2 separate regions of the Homo sapiens genome follow, and region 2 is linked to region 1. Evidence: chromatin loops called from intact Hi-C (ENCODE). Cell type or tissue: heart left ventricle. All regions are shown on one strand.

The links. Peaks named below come from ENCODE experiments on the same cell type or tissue, not always from the same donor. Only the 100,000 strongest peaks of a DNase experiment are listed, where the experiment ranks them.
Region 2: it touches region 1 in a loop (2.6-fold over the local background); 4 of 110 quality-filtered maps call a loop at or near these places.

The regions. Positions count from the first base shown.
Region 1 is chr10:4,652,690-4,660,689 of GRCh38, forward strand. MANCR (mitotically associated long non coding RNA) reads right to left here. Exons shown (of 4, transcript NR_024475.1): 2 at 6,764-6,991; 3 at 4,912-5,036. It overlaps LINC00705 (long intergenic non-protein coding RNA 705), which reads left to right and starts at 3,467. Exons shown (of 3, transcript NR_015425.1): 1 at 3,467-3,631; 2 at 7,293-7,422. In heart left ventricle, CTCF peaks have their summits at 4,087 (motif pointing left) and 4,297; a DNase peak (open chromatin) is centred at 4,072.
Region 2 is chr10:4,371,432-4,379,431 of GRCh38, forward strand. No RefSeq gene overlaps it. Among named protein-coding and RNA genes, the nearest start is that of LINC00703, 8.8 kb to the right of the region's middle. In heart left ventricle, no CTCF peak of the experiment used is centred here; no DNase peak of the experiment used is centred here; H3K27ac peaks cover 2,011 bases.

The DNA of each region.
Region 1 (8,000 bases):
TTGTGGTGTAACAGAGGCTGGCTACCTCCCAGATGAATGAGCTTCAGGGGGAAATTAAAGTACTGCTGTCAGCAGCTTTTATTTACTAATTCCTGTTGTGAACTATGTACAAATGTGGACCTAAAATACGAGATAAGGGGCTCCTCACTAATAGAGTAAATAGGGAAAACGAAAGGGAAAGTCACAGCCAGCTAGTAGAGAAATAAGCTGTAGCATCTTGCTTAACGCATGTATATAGGTTTTCAAACAGGTTTAATCGATTTCAATTTTGAAACTTGAAAAGTATTATGGCAGTATCTCATGTAATATTATTTTACAGTTGATTGGACTGACAAGATGTATAATTTTTCTATTTTTTTATAGTATTTATTATAATGTAATTGTTATTGTATTTTAAATTAGTATTTAATATAATGATAACATTTGTTTATAAAGTCTATAACTTTTAAGAATGAGACACAATCAATCTCTTAATGGCACCAAATAATCATTTCCACATAGTCAATGTTATTTGAACAAATGAATAAACAAACTCTGGAAAATCATCACAAAAGCAGTCTCCACCATCTCATCAGCACTGGGAAGCTCTGCGAAGCTGCCTGGGGCGCTAGCAGGCAGACACAATGCCGTCGTAAAAGCCTCCCTGTTTTTGCAAGGGATAGGTTTTACAACCAATAATTAAACGATTAGGACATTCCATCTCTTGTCACCATGAGGTGGGACCCTGCTGTTCTAGATTTTCCATAACACTGAGTCATCGACAAAATTCAAGATTCAGAATCTTCTCTACGAATCTTGACGTATTAAAGCATTTACTTGTAAACTAATGGCAAATGCTTATATTAAATTTAAATAAAATATTAGAGCAGTTAATCGCGTCTTTTTTTCCATTCTACTCACCTGAGACATGGGGCAGCTTGAGAAGTTTCTGGAAATGAGGTTAGGTTAGGCACAGATTCTCAGAAATGATCTATGCAAAAGACTTTGGAATTATAGTGTCATTTTTTTCAATCCTATCAAATTTACTACTGAATATATTAAAGTGTGGAAAGTTGAGAGATATCAAATGTCACTGAATAAAAATGAGATCAGATTTATAATTTGGAAGATTGTGTCATCATTTGGTGTCTGAATTTTTTTGTTGTTGTAATTTCTGCCCTCTCCCATCTAGACTACTTAACATTCTTTTGCCCATTATAAGTTATCATAGCCCATAAATTTGACAACTTCATTAAAATCCAAACGAGGACACTAATATTTGGCCCATTTCTTCTGGCTGACATTTTTTGTTCTAGAAATTATCTCTCTTTACCTGTGAATACCCAGTTTACTCTCTACTATTCCCTAAAGTTAGCTTTCACTCAAATACACATTTACAATTATAAAGTTACTTTATTTCCATTTAGATTGCTCCTGGTCTCCACAGAGATAGCAAAGATTTCAAATGCAACAGGCTATTTAGCAGAAACAGCCATTTTCTTTTATATAAATTGTTATCTTAGTTCAGTTATTTTGTCTTTAAAAATACATTGCTTCAAAAAAATGCAAACTGAACTATGCTTAATTCAATTCTTTCCATTGGCATGTAAATTTTAATTTACAATATAGCACCAGGTCCTTTTAGTGGCTTTGTTTAAATTGTTAGAGAGACTAAGACTATTTTAATAAACAATTTCAGAAATACAAAAATCTAGGGAATAATACGCTCCAGTTTATGACCGTACAAAAATATGTATATTCACCTATCCTGCTAATGGGCATTCTGTTTATTTCCATTGTTTATTATAATTTAAAAATTACTACATCTCTTTATTGACCATTACAAATTCTTCTTCTGTCAATTGCTTATTCTTATCCTTCAATGTTTTTTTTTTTCCTTTTTTGGTCTTTTCTTTTTGATTTATTAGGCAATTTTAAATAGTTTGATTACTACTTCTTTCTGTGTTATATGCACTGTCAATCTGTTCTTCCCTTCAATGGCTGGTTTGTTGTTTTTACCTCAGAACATTCGGTCAAGTGTTTCAGAGGTTAAACTCTATTTGTATATTTATTGCCTTTATGACTTGTACTTTTTCTTTATGGCCTGATTTCGATAATTCTTTTCTCCTTCACAGACCTAAAGAGCTTTTTCTATATTTTCTTCTACAATGTTGAAGTTTTATTTTTTACATTTAATTTCACATTGAGTAAAATTTATTTTTTATCTGTTGTGAACTAGAGATCTGCCTTTTCCATGTGGATATCCAACTTCCCAGGAATATTGAAAGAGAAGCAAATCTTTTTTTTTTTCTTTTTCTCTTTTAGTATACAAAAGGATGTAACAAGATCCCTAGGACAAATCTGATGTTAACTGAATTAAGTGGATTAGTATTAAATTAACTGGCCCGATAATTACAGGAAGGCATTATAAGTCCCTAGGGAGCCCAAGGAGGGTGAAGCCTCATGCCCCTTTGGGTAGTAATACAGGGACTAACTATACTCCTTGCTCCCACAGGACAGAACATTCTCTAGGTTTTTCATTCCCGACTCAGTAGCACTCAAAGCTTTTCTTAAGGTAAATTAAAGTTATGGAGAAAGGCATCACTCTGTAGCCACTGTTTTCCAAGAGTAACATTCCAAGGCAGTATCTAGGGAGCCAGCAAAGATTCTGTCCTGTCTACCATTTTCCCATGAATGACATCATAATAGAACCTCCCGGTCTTATTGCCTTTTCTTATTGGTAACAAAAGATGACAAACTAGGTAATTTATATTAAAAAGTTTATTTAGCTCATAGTTCTAGAGGCTGGAAGTCCACAGTGCCGGCATCTGTGAGGGCCTTCTTGCTGCCTCACCTCATGGCAGAGGGCATCACATGCTCAGAGTGGGAGCAAGGGAGCCAGGGAGAGCTCACAGGCACAAGAATAACGCTGCTGTGATAATAAACCCACTCCTGGGACAGCAACATTCATCCCGTCATGAGAACAGAGCCCTCATTCATCCATTCATCTCATCATAGGGGCAGAAGGATTACATTTCTAACACATGAACTTTTGGGGGACACATTCAATACCTAGCACTCCCAAAATATTCACTAAGAGTGAGAGTAAATTGATTTAATTTCAGACTGTTCTTGGCAGTCCATAAGTAGAGATTTCCAAGTTTTACAATAGAGAATTAAAATGATTGAAAAATATTCTAAAAAAAAAAAAACAACCTGCAGAAGAAAGCTAGAAAATCAGAAGATGAAATATTTTTTAGGCATAAAATATGCATGCAGTTTATAGACAATGGAGATGTGCTAACTCTTGAAAACGTGCTTCGACATCTCAAATTGCTTAAGGCTTTTGCAACAAAATAACTTACCAGTGTCAGGCCATGGTAGAATATGAGTTCACAATGAATTTTTATGCCTGGGTTTCTGTGACCCAAGTTATGCTGAAGAATATGAGAGACACCACCTTTTAAAAATTTTTACATAGCCTGCGGCCACTGCAATTCGTTAATCCCTTTGGAAAATTGCTTAAGCCTGGCATGTTTTGTAATGAACTTTATCTCTTCACTACCAAAAGTCGTAAAAAGGAACTTCAGTGAGGAAAGAAACACAATTGATAATTGAATATTTCAAAGAGATCAGCATTTTAGAAAACTGGGTATGTATTAATATGCTATATCTGACATATGACATGAAAATGACATATATAATATAATTTTGTTTATACTATTATATATTTTATACATTTTGTGTTATAATACATTTTGAATATATGTATATATATACACATACATATATACACACACACAATATATATAGGAAAATAAAATTAAATATTATCAGAATGTTTATTTCTTGATGATGGGAATTTGAGTGGTTCTTTTTTTACTTTATTTCTATTGTTATTCATTTGGTATTTTCCAAATTTTGTTCAGTGATTTTTTATTACTTTTACAATGATAGACATTATGTTTGGAGGCAGAAAAAAGAAGGGAACAGACAAGAAACGTTCATTTGAAAATTCTAAATGCAGAACATACCTGAAGTCAAAGTGTCCCCCGTCACTGAAAAACCAAAGCCACCAATATCAAAGAAGCGTGGGCCCTTCCGCCCCCTACTGTCTATCTTCAGTAACTGTCCAGTGAGTCTCCGCCTTTTGTTAGCAGGAATCTAAGAATCTCCTGGGAAGCTTGCTGTTTGCAAAATTAGGAAATCTTGAGCTACATCCTCAGATAATCTGAGGCTGGATACCCTCAAACTATACTGTGAGAAACATCATCAAAATTAAGTTACATGACGTGATCACAGCTATAGTAATAAAATCAGAAAAAATATGGACATCATATTTAGAAACACAAATTGGCAACGAGATTTCTTTCAGTTTTAAAAAAGTGTATTAGTATATAACATAATATAGTATGTATTAAAATAATATACATTTAAGGGTATATAAATATATGCTTAGTACACATTGTCAGTATTAATATCAATACATTACCTTTTATACATATGTATGTGTGTTTGTTTGTGTATTTATGCACATGCAGCTTTATATTTGCCTATGTAGTTGTATATATGTAGAGTGCATAGTATAGTGTGGATGTGTGCGTATGTGGTATGCATATACCACACACACAGAGTCCTGCACATACACACACAGAGCCATGCATCGTTTAACAATGGGGATACATTCTGAGAAACGCATCCATAGGTGATTTTGTTGTTATGCAAACATCATAGTGTGAACTTTCACAAAACTAGACAGAAGAGCCTACTACACACCTACTGCTGCTAGGCAACAAACATGTACAGCCTGTTATTGTCCTGAATACTGTAGGCAATTGTAACACAATGGTATTTACATATCTAAACATAGAAAAGATACAGTAAAAATATGGTATAAAAGATAAAAATGATGCACCTGTGTAGGACACTCACCATGAATGCAGCTTTCAGGACTGGAAGTTGCTCTGGCTGGGTCAGTGAGCGAGTGGTGAGTGGATGTGAAAGCCTTGGACATTACTGTATGCTACTGCAGACTTTACAAGCACTGTACACTTAGACTACACAAAATGTACAAAAAAATTTCTCTCATCAATAATGAATTAACCTTAGCCCACTATAACTTTTTTTACAGTATAAACTTTTCACTTTGTTTTAACTTTCTGACTCTTGTAATTACACTCCACTGAAAACACAAATCCACTGTATAGCTGAACAAAAATATTGTCTCTTTTTATATCCGTATTCTATAAGCGCTCTTATATTGTTTAATTTTTTAATTTTTAAACTTTTTTGTTAAAAACTAAAACACAAACCACACAATAGCCTACACCTACACGGGGTCAGGATCATTATCACTGTCTTCCACCTACATTTCTTGCCCCATTGGAAGGTCTTCAGGGGCAACGTCACGCATTAAGCTGGCATCTCCTATGATGACAATGCCTTTTTCTGGATAGCTCCTGAAGGAAGTGCCTGAAGCTGTTTCACAACTGACCTTTTAATAATATATTAACATAAAGAGTACAATCTAAAATAACAATAAAAACTATAGCATATTAAACTAGTAACCTAATCATTTATTATCATTGTCAGGTATTATGTGCTATACCTTATTGTATGTGCTGTATTTTTATATGACTGGCAGTGCAGTAAGTCTGTGTACACAAGCATCACCACGAACACAGGACTAATGCATTTTGCTACAGTCTTACAGTGGCGACTGCCTGATGAGTTGGCAGGAGTTTGCCAGCTCCATTATAATCTTGAGGGATCACCATGGTATATGTGGTCCTTCGTTGAACAAAACGTTGTTATGCTGTACACGACTGTATGTACTTTTACAAATAATGCTGCATTTGTCTTTTTAGAAATTATCAAGATCCTAACCTGCGATTAACATCTGCATTTTAACTCTAAAGCTGATAAAAGCTTTTCCTCACTTTGAAGTTATTTGAAGTAGCAGGTTTTTTAAAAGATGACATATATAAGTTCTTAAAAATCATTATTTACTAATTTCAGCATTTCTTCTGAGCTAAGTTTAATATTGTAAAATCTCACAAGCAATTTATTTAAGGTCAGTTAATGACATTGAAGCCAAATTCCTTTTTAAAATACGCTCTCAGTTGCAATTGAACACAGTTACACGTGCCTCTTTGAAGGAAAACGTAGGCACAGTGATAAATGCAGCGTTTCCTTACCCATAACCAAATAGAAATAGCTGCATCAACATTCCGAGCCCAGGACAAATAGGGCTGAAAAGAAAACAAGAAAAAATCATCAGTTTGGCAGCAAATCCACTGTCACTATACTCCCTGGCACTTGCCTTTGGCCTGGAAAGCACTTGTCAATAACGGCTTCTTTGTTTTCTGAGACGTCATCTGTAAATACTGAAATATTGAAACCTAGTCCAGGCTTTGATACCGCATTCTTAAACCTGTTTTGAAAACCTGAGATAATTGCTTTAAAAATGCCTTCATCTATCTGTTATTTGATTTAGAAATACATTGGATTAGGTCTTATAAGTCAAGCAGAAACTTGTCTTTTTTTTTTTTTTTTTTTCTAGACGGAATCTCACTCTCACCAGGCTGGAGTGCAGCGAGCAATCTCGGCTCACTGCAGCCTCTGCCTCCTGGGTTCAAGCAATTCTCCTGCCTCAGCCTCCCGAGTAGCTGGGATTACAGGTGTGAGCCACCACACCCAGCTAATTTTTGTATTTTTAGTAGAGACAAGGTTTCACCATGTTGGTCAGGATTGTCTCGACCTTCTGACTTCGTGATTCACCTACCTCAGCCTCCCAAAGTGCTGGGATTATAGACGTGAGCCACCATGCCAGGCCGAAACTTGCCATTTTTAAACATACACACTTGTCCTTTATGTGATGTTCTCCTGGTGCTGAATCTGTCTGCCATTCCCAGATTGTGGAGTTGGGGGGTGAAGTTCCTGAAGTCATTTCTAGGAGGGACTCAGTATCCTATATTCATCACAATTGATGCTGTAACCACAGCATGAGATGCTGTGAAGAACAAATGAGATAAATAATGTGAAAAGGCTATGAAATGAGTGAAGCCCCATGTAAACAACTGGTACCAAAAGCTTCTCACTGCTACTGAATTGGAAGAATTAAGAAAGAGGTGGATGTCAGCTTTCTTTCCTCCTCTAGTCGATTCACTTTTCCCCAAACGCCTGGTGAAATGTGACTCTCGTGTGTGTATTAACTGCAAGAGTGTCACAAACACTGCCTTCCACTATGCCTCTGTGGAGCAAACTTAACAGTAAAATTTAATCTAAAAATTTGTCTTGTCTTTTTTATGCAGCTTTTTGGATTGGCTCACAGTTTTCCTACTTTTCTGTCCTGTCAGTTGAGAAGAATACATTTCAAGAGATGCTCTTGGAAAACACGTTTGATGGAGAGGTTGATTTTTGTAACCTGTATGCCGTAGTCAGGTACTCTTGGTTCTTGGTATAAATTAGACATATAACGGAAAATTCTATTCTATTACTAGAACTCTCTGGAGCCCCAAAGCAGGGTCCCTGACAGAAACTGCATCTCCAGGGGACCTAACCACTGTTAGAACTTGGGGCCACGGGGTGAGGAAGGCATGAATGCCAACCCTGTGCTAATATCTCCCTCCTCCCACCTACCACATGGGAGCCCAGGCAATACAATCTATAGAAATCAGCTTCCCTGACTGAAAAATTATGTAGGAAAAGGGAAGAATTAATGCAGGTAAATGAAAGAAACCCAGCACACCCCTAATGTCTACTATATAGCTGTTTATAGGCATCCCAAAATCAATCAAGAAGGTGTGCCTGACACTTTGTAGATTTCTTGAAAGATTTCCTTTCTCTGCACATCTCTATCTCCCTCTCTCCCTCTCTCTGAGTCTCATCCTCCTCTTCATTCTTTTCTCTTCTGCCCCTTCCCTCTCCATGCTATCTCTTGCTCTTCTCCCTTCCTTACCCTCTCTGTCTCTCCCCATCTTTACTCATTATGGCTACTTTGCCTGACTACTCTTGAGTTA
Region 2 (8,000 bases), 280 kb before region 1:
TCACACACACAAACTGTGGTATTAAATGCAACTTTAGAATTTTGGAATATGTTATCGTTTTATGCAGGTTTTGTGAACCTTTCCTAGAGGCTGTTCTTGTTTTTGCAGAAAGTCAATCTTGTAGTGATTATAACTGCAGGTCAGAACTAGGATTTCATGGGGATAATGTAACGTTAACTGTACGGCATAAGGTACACAATTCTGCATTCAATATGTTGTTATTTTATGTTACTACCAAACTGACTAAGATTAAAAGGACACACAGTAACCAATGTCAGTGAGCACAAGAAACAATTGGAGAGCCCATAAATTAGCAGCATCAACTAGAAGCCAACATATGCACACCGTCATCTTCAGTAATCTCATCTCCAGGTATGTACCCTGTAGACGTGCGTGCCTATGACTGCCAAAATACATAACATTTAAAGCAGCACTGTTCATAATAGTCCCACAGTAGAAATAATCTAAATATCCATGACCAGTAGAAGAATAAATAAACTGCTGTGAAATATACCACAGTGGGGGACAAGAACAGACTGCTGTTACGTGCAACTGAATGAGCCTCACTAACTTAATCTTGGGATAATACAGCCAGACACAAAAGCACACATTTCAGTTATTTGAAATTCCAAAACAGGAAGCTCTTCTATTGTCTTGAGGTCAGAAAAGCAGTCACCTGAGTTGAGGGTCTTCATTAGCTGGGAGGTGGTATGAGGAAGGCTGGAGGTGTCTTGTGTCATGATGTGGGTCACAGATTAAATGTCCACAAAAGTTCATCAAGTGTGACTTTATGATTCATGTCCTACATGTAGGTGTACCTCAGTTAAATGCATACATATATGAATAAAATCAATGCTTCAAGGAACTAAAGCACAATAAAAGTAGAGGTTAGTTTTGTGTGATAGAACTGTGATTGGGTTTTATTTCCTTCTCCGCACTTTTTTTCCTCTCTACATTTAATTGAATGCACACTTTTATAAGAAAAAAAGTCAATATTTATATAACACATAAGTAACTATAATGACAGAAATAAAGGCAAGGATAACACTTACATTTTATATATGTTATAAAATTGATTGGTCCAGTTCAAAGTTTAGTCAATTTTGCTCATTTTGTACTTACTGTTCTTAGGTTTTATTTTATAAGAAGTGTGTTCAAAATGAGTGGCTTACTATTTAGTCCGTAGGATAAAATCGTTTTTTTCTAGTGCAATATGTTATCCTTTTGTTAGGGGTGTTTTCTATTCAGAACGCATTCATAAAGACTGTCCAAAGATTTAACTCTTGTGGCTTAGGGGAGAGATGTAGTCACTGAAGATGAGAAGGACTGTTTTGTTGCTCTGTACGTCACTGTGGTCTGTTGAAATTGAAAACATCTGTGCAAAGGAAATGACCCTCTAATTAGAACAATGTGTACGGCATAGCAACTGAGGTTGGGAGGCTGATTGAATAGCGCTTGAATAAAGCTCTTAGCCTTTCAGGTTAGGTTTTGTGTTTATAGGCTGATGTTGGGTACACATCTGTTTCCACCTCCTGTACATTTCTTGGGTTCAGAACAATTGAGTTTCCACTGCAGACATGCCTCCTGAAAAATACTTTTGGCTTAGTCTGTCATGTTGTTGGTATTTTTTAATGGAAATTTTTTCCTGAGATCATTATAGATTCACCTGCAGTTGTAAGAAATACCTTCTCCATTGTTAACATTTTACAAAATGATGGTGCAATATTACAACTAGGATATCGACATTGATAGACTCTATCCATCTTATTCAGAATATCCAAGCTTAACTTGAACTCATTTGCATGTGTGGGGTGTGTGTTTAGTTCTATATGATCTTATCACATTGTAGATTTTGTCATCCGCCACCACAGTCCAGATGCCGAATGGTTCCATCAACACAACCATCCTCATATTGCCTTTTAGCCACACCCTCCTGTATCTTCCCATGGATTCCAACCCCTTAGCAACCACTAGTCTCTTCTTCATTTCTAAAATTTTGTCATTTCAAAGGTGTTACAATAATATAGGGTGTAACATTTTGGAATTGGCTTTTTCCACTTATTCCGCATAATTCCCCAGAGACATATCCAGGTTGTTGCTTTGCACTGCTCAGCGGTATCCCATAGTGTGTATGTGGGAGTTTATTCATGTCTTCAACTACATCTGAGAGGTTTCCAGTTTATGGCTATTATAAATAAAGTTTCTGGGTACATATGTATGCTGTTTTATCTGTGAAAATAAGTTTTCATTTGTCTGGGGTATCTACCCAAGAGTAAATTTACTGGGTCCTATAGTAATTGCTTGTTAGTTTTATAAAAAAAAATTGCAAAACAATTTCAGAGTGGTTGGGCCACTTCACAGGGCTGACCATAATGCACGAGTGATTCAGTTTCTGCACTTCCTCATCAGCATTTGGTATTGTCATTATTTTTAATTTTAGCTAGTCTAATAGATGTGTAATTGTATCTCATGTGGTCTTAACTGGCATTTTTCTAATGGCTAGTGATGTTGAAAATCTTTCCATGTGTTTATTTGCCATATGTATGTCTTTGTTACTGGAATTTCTCTTCCCGTCTTTGCCCATTTTCAAACTGGATTCTTCATTACTATTGAATTTTGAGAGTTCTTTATATATTCTACTTACTAGCCTTTGCCCTTTGCTAGCTATGTGGTTTGAAAATACTTTCTCTAGGCTGTAGCTTGTCTTCTCATTCTCTTCACATGGACTTTCACAGACAAAAAAAAAGTTTTTAATCGTGTTGAACTCCAAGTTATCAATTTTTTCCTTATGGTTCATGCTTTTGCTTTCAGTTATAATAACTCTTTGCCTAGTTTTTGCTCCTGAAAATTGTCCTCTATCTGTATGTATTTTTCTGAAAGTTTTATGGTTTTATACTAATGTATGCAATACATTTTAAGTTATTTTTTTTAAGATGTGAAGTTCAGGTTGAGGTTCATTACTTTTGGCTTATGGATGTCCAGTTGTTCCAGCATCATCTATTGAAAATGCTATCATTCTACCACTGAATAGCTTTTGCACTTTTTCTAAAAATCATTTGATCACATTCGTGTGGGGATATTTGGGTTCTCTATTCTATTCCTTCCCAACTTATGGGAAGCAAAGACCTATAGGTCTTTGCTTTGCTTTGTCAAAACCACACTGTATGGATTATTGTAGCTTCATAATAAACCTTAATATAAGATAGAGTGATTCTTCTTACATTATTCTTTTTTTTGTAAGGTTGCTTTAGTTATTCCAGGACCTGTGCCTTTCCATACAAATTTTAGAATAAACTTGTTTATGTCTACCAAAAACCCTGGTGAGATTCGGAAGGAATTGCACTGAACCTGTAGATCAATTTAGGAAAAAATGGCATCTTTACTGTTGACTTTTGAAGCCCATGAACATGATATTTCTTCCATTTATTTATGTCTCCTTTTATTTCTTTCATCAGCTTTTGGTAATGTTCAGTCTGTAGAGTCAGTATATGTTTTGTTAAGTATTTTATTTCCTTTGGAGTGATTGTAAATGATACTCTGTTTTTAATTGTTATATTCTCATGTTTACTACTAATATAAAGAAATGTTGCTGATTTACTTGTGTTGACCTTGTATCTTGAAACTTTACCAAACTCAATTAGTCTAGGATTTTTCTTTTGGTAGATACCTTGGGATTTTCCATATAGAAATCATAGCATCTGAAAATTGGAAGTGTTTGATATCTTCCTTTTCAATTTGTTTTTTTTCTTTGTCTTATTTTATTATTTACTTGTTTCAGTGCCATACATCCCCATTACTGTGTCAGGTAAGAGTCATGAGAAGACATTCTTGCTTTGTACCCAGTTCTAGGGGGAAACATTCAGCCTTTCATCATTAGTATAATGTTATCTGTAAACTTTTTGTTGTTGTTTTTTGTTTTGTAAATGTTCATTATCAAGTTGAAGAAATCCCTCTGTATTCCCTAATATGCTGAGAGTTTGATCAAGAAGAGGTGTAGAATTATAGTAATTTTTACTGAATCAATTGATATGATCATCTGATTTTCTTCTTCTTCCTGTTGATATGATAAATTGCATTGTAGAATCTTGAATAAGCCTTGTACACCTGGAATAAATCACATTTGATTATAATATATAATATTTTCTATACACTGTTGGATTTAATTTCTCACTAATTGGTGAACATTTTTGACTCAAAGTTCATAAAAATTGTTGGTCTGTAATTTTATTTTTTTTTACCACATCTTGTTTTGACATAAAAACTTATTAGCTTTATAAAGTAGGTTAGTAATTAATCTCTTTTTAATTTCTCTAGAAAAATATGTACAACTGGTATTAATCACTCTTCAAATATTAGATAGAATGAAAGAATATGTGCTTGGAAATTTCTTTCTTGAGAGCATATACATTTTAAATTCAATTTCCTTGATAGTCCCAGGCCAATTCAGATTGTCTACATCAGTGTGATTGTTTTAGTAGCTTTGGTTTTAAAGAATTGGTACATTTCTTTTAAGCTGCTGAATTTCTGAGCAGAAACTTGCTTGTAGTATTCACTTATTATCCTTTTAATGGCTGTTAGATCTGCCATGATAGCCCATATTGTATTCCTAATATTGGTGATTTGTGCTCTCTTTCTTTTTATTTCTTTAGTGTTTATAAAGGCTTTATTCAGCTCTTTATATTTTTATTTCCTTTGAGACTTCCTCCTTGACCTATGATTATTTATAAATGTGTTTTTAAAATTTTCATGCCTCTAGAGATTTTCCTGTTGTATTCCATTTAATGACTTCTGGTTTCATTCTGTTATGGTCAGAGTATATATTCTGTATGACTTCAATTATTTAAATAGGTGAAGATTTCTGTATGGCCTAGGTTATAGTCTATTTTGGCTAATGCTCCATAAGCCCTTAAAAAAGTGTATATTCTGCTGTTGTTTTTTGGATGTTCAATACACTTCAATTAGACACAGTTGGTTGTTGGTGGTGTAGAGTTTGTCCGTATCAATGCTGATTTCTTCTCTAGAAGTTCTGTCAGTTACTTACATAGAGGTTTTTACATCCCAACTATGATTGTGGAATTGTCTATTTCCTGCTTCAGCTCTATCAGGCTTTGATTCATATATTTTGTGGTTCTACTGTTTGGTGTGCACACATTTGGAATTCCTATGTCTTCACTGTGGACTGATTATTTTATAGTTATGTAACATCTCTCTTTGCATCTAGTGATTTTCCTTGCTTTGAAGTCTATTTTTCACATACTAATATAGTAAATTCTATTCTGTAATGATTAACATTTACATGAGATATCTTCTCCTATTCTTTACTTTCAACCTCCTTATGTCATTAAATTTGAAGTGAGTTTCATATGCACAGAAAAATGACTAGAAGGATTTTAATGTAAAGAGTTGGTCATTCACCTCATAAATGATTGAATTAATAAGAGGACACCAAAGCATTGAAATAAATAGAAAGGAATGAATCCATGATAATAACAATGACTGAGAACTCAGTAGATCTCTGTGGGAGGAGGTTTCTCAGACCTAGTGAGGAAGGCGTGTTTTTTCCCTATCCACTTACTATTAGAAAGGCTCTTAATCAATCCTTTTTGCCTGTTATGCCAGCTCCCCCGCTGTTGCAGGACAAGCTCCCTTTAGATCCTGGCAAGGAATGAGCCCACCTGGGTTACCTTTCATTGCTAGGTTAGGGTCAAAAACATCCAGGCTGGTTCCTCTTGTTCTACTGGGAGGAGGGGAGATGAAATATCTTCCTACCGTATTGGTCCATCAATCCTGGGGTCCTACATCAATTTGCCTCCCTCTTGCCACCTCCCAAATGTCGCCTGTGGTTGCCTGTTGAATAATTTTCAGGAATTATAACTGCACTTAGTTGGGAGGAAAAGGGGATAGAGGAAGACAGGGGAGTCTGTATTATCTGGTCCAGACTGGAATTCCTAGTTGTTTGTTTTTAAATGACAACTGATACTGTTCATAGTTTGACACAAATTAAATATCCGATTGACATAATTTCGTATGATACCAGAAAAATGTCGAAGGATTATGGTCTTAGCACTTAATGTGCATCACAAATGAACAACAATGCTTATTTTCAAAATCCCCAAATCTTGACTTTTAAAGCTTTTTTTCCTATTCTACACAGCAAAACTACACACTTATTTTTTCTCTTATTTGAGTTCTGTGTTTGATAACATGTAACATGCAAAACAGATAGAAATGGGGTTACTTTGCCACAGTGGATCCTTTTCCATGTCCTCCTTCATGTATTACGTACAATACTAGCCCCATGGAAATAATAATCCCCCGCAGCAGTGGTTCCCACAGTTTTCCTCCTGAATCAGCAACGTGAGTATCACCTGAGAATTTGTTAGAAATTCGTATTCTTACGTCCTATTCCAGATTTTCTGAATAAGGAATTCTGAGATGCACGGTCCTGCCATGATGCATGGCCTCTTCCCCCGCCTTTTTTTTTGTTTAGACGGAGTCTCACTCTGTCACCCAGGCTGGAGTGCAGTGGCGCGATCTGGGCTCACTGCAAGCTCCGCCTCCCGGGTCACTCCATTCTCCTGCCTCAGCCTTCCGAGTAGCTGGGACTACAGGCGCCCGCCACCACGCCCGGCTACTTTTTTGTATTTTTAGTAGAGACAGGGTTTCACCGTGTTAGCCAGGATGGTCACCATCTTCTGACCTTGTGATCCGCCCGCCTCGGCCTCCCAAAGTGCTGGGATTACAGGCGTGAGCCACCGCGCCCGGCCCATCCCCCTTTTTTTAAAGACTCAAATGACAGGGGCCAGATTACAGTAGATTCAACTTGACTGGAAAGAGAGGAAATAGAAATAATGAGAATAAACAACTAATAACACTCTTCTTCCTTAGTACCTGATTTGTATTCACACAGAATGACTTTCATTGGTGCATATCAACATACTCATCTATGTGATGAAACTTAAAGTGGTTTTATTTTTTCTACTTATACAGATCTTTACATATTATGAATAAGCATGTACTACATTTCACCAAGGCAAAGAAACAGGAAAAATGCTCTCTTGAGTAATTAGTTTCCAAAAGTTAGATTGACTACATTATCTGTAAAGTAATTGACTGTAATATTCCAGCTATGTATTTTTTACCTTATGGTACTCATTCAACTCTAATTCAGGAGGGTAATGTTCCAACAAGCTGCAACCTCCCCCTTATTATTTACAAGAAACCATAGTTCCTATTTTAGAAAGGCTATTTTTTTCTTTACTGACCCGATATATAATTTAATCAATCAATCAGATCTCCCTTTTATGCCAGCTGCTGTGAAGCATTAAGCAAATTACAGTTGATTGTTGAACAATATAGGTTTAAACTGTACAGGTCACTGAAAGAATTTTCTTCCACCTCTGCCACACCTGAGGCAGCATGACCAACCCCTCCTCTTCCTCCTCCTCCTCAGCCTGCTCAATGAGAGGATGGTGAGGATGAAGCCCTTTGTGATGACCCACTTCCATTTAATGAATTGTAAATATGGTTTTTCCTCCTCATTACTGTCTTAATAACCTTTTTTTCCTCTAGCTTACTTTATTGTAAGAATGTAGTATATATACATAAATATCTGTGAATTGACTATTGATGTTATCAGTAAGGCTTCTGGCCAAGAGCAGGCTACTGTGTTTTTGAGGAATCACAACTTTCACGTGGATTTCTGACTGCGACGTTGCTCAGGGCTCCTGTCCCCACATTGTTCAAGGGTTAGCTGTGATTAATATCTATAATATTATAAAGCACCATGTACCACAGTGGGTCAGAAAACTAATCCTGGGGCATAATTCTTAGGTATTACTCAAGAGAACAATTCTCTGAAGTGTAATGAGTTTGGGAAATTGCAGATTAAATGTAATTGAACGTCAACTTTGGTCTTTCCGTCATTTTATTTTTACTGCTGCGGGAGGTTTCGGCACCTTTAAAGGCTTCTCTAAGCATACAAACTGAAATATTTCCCA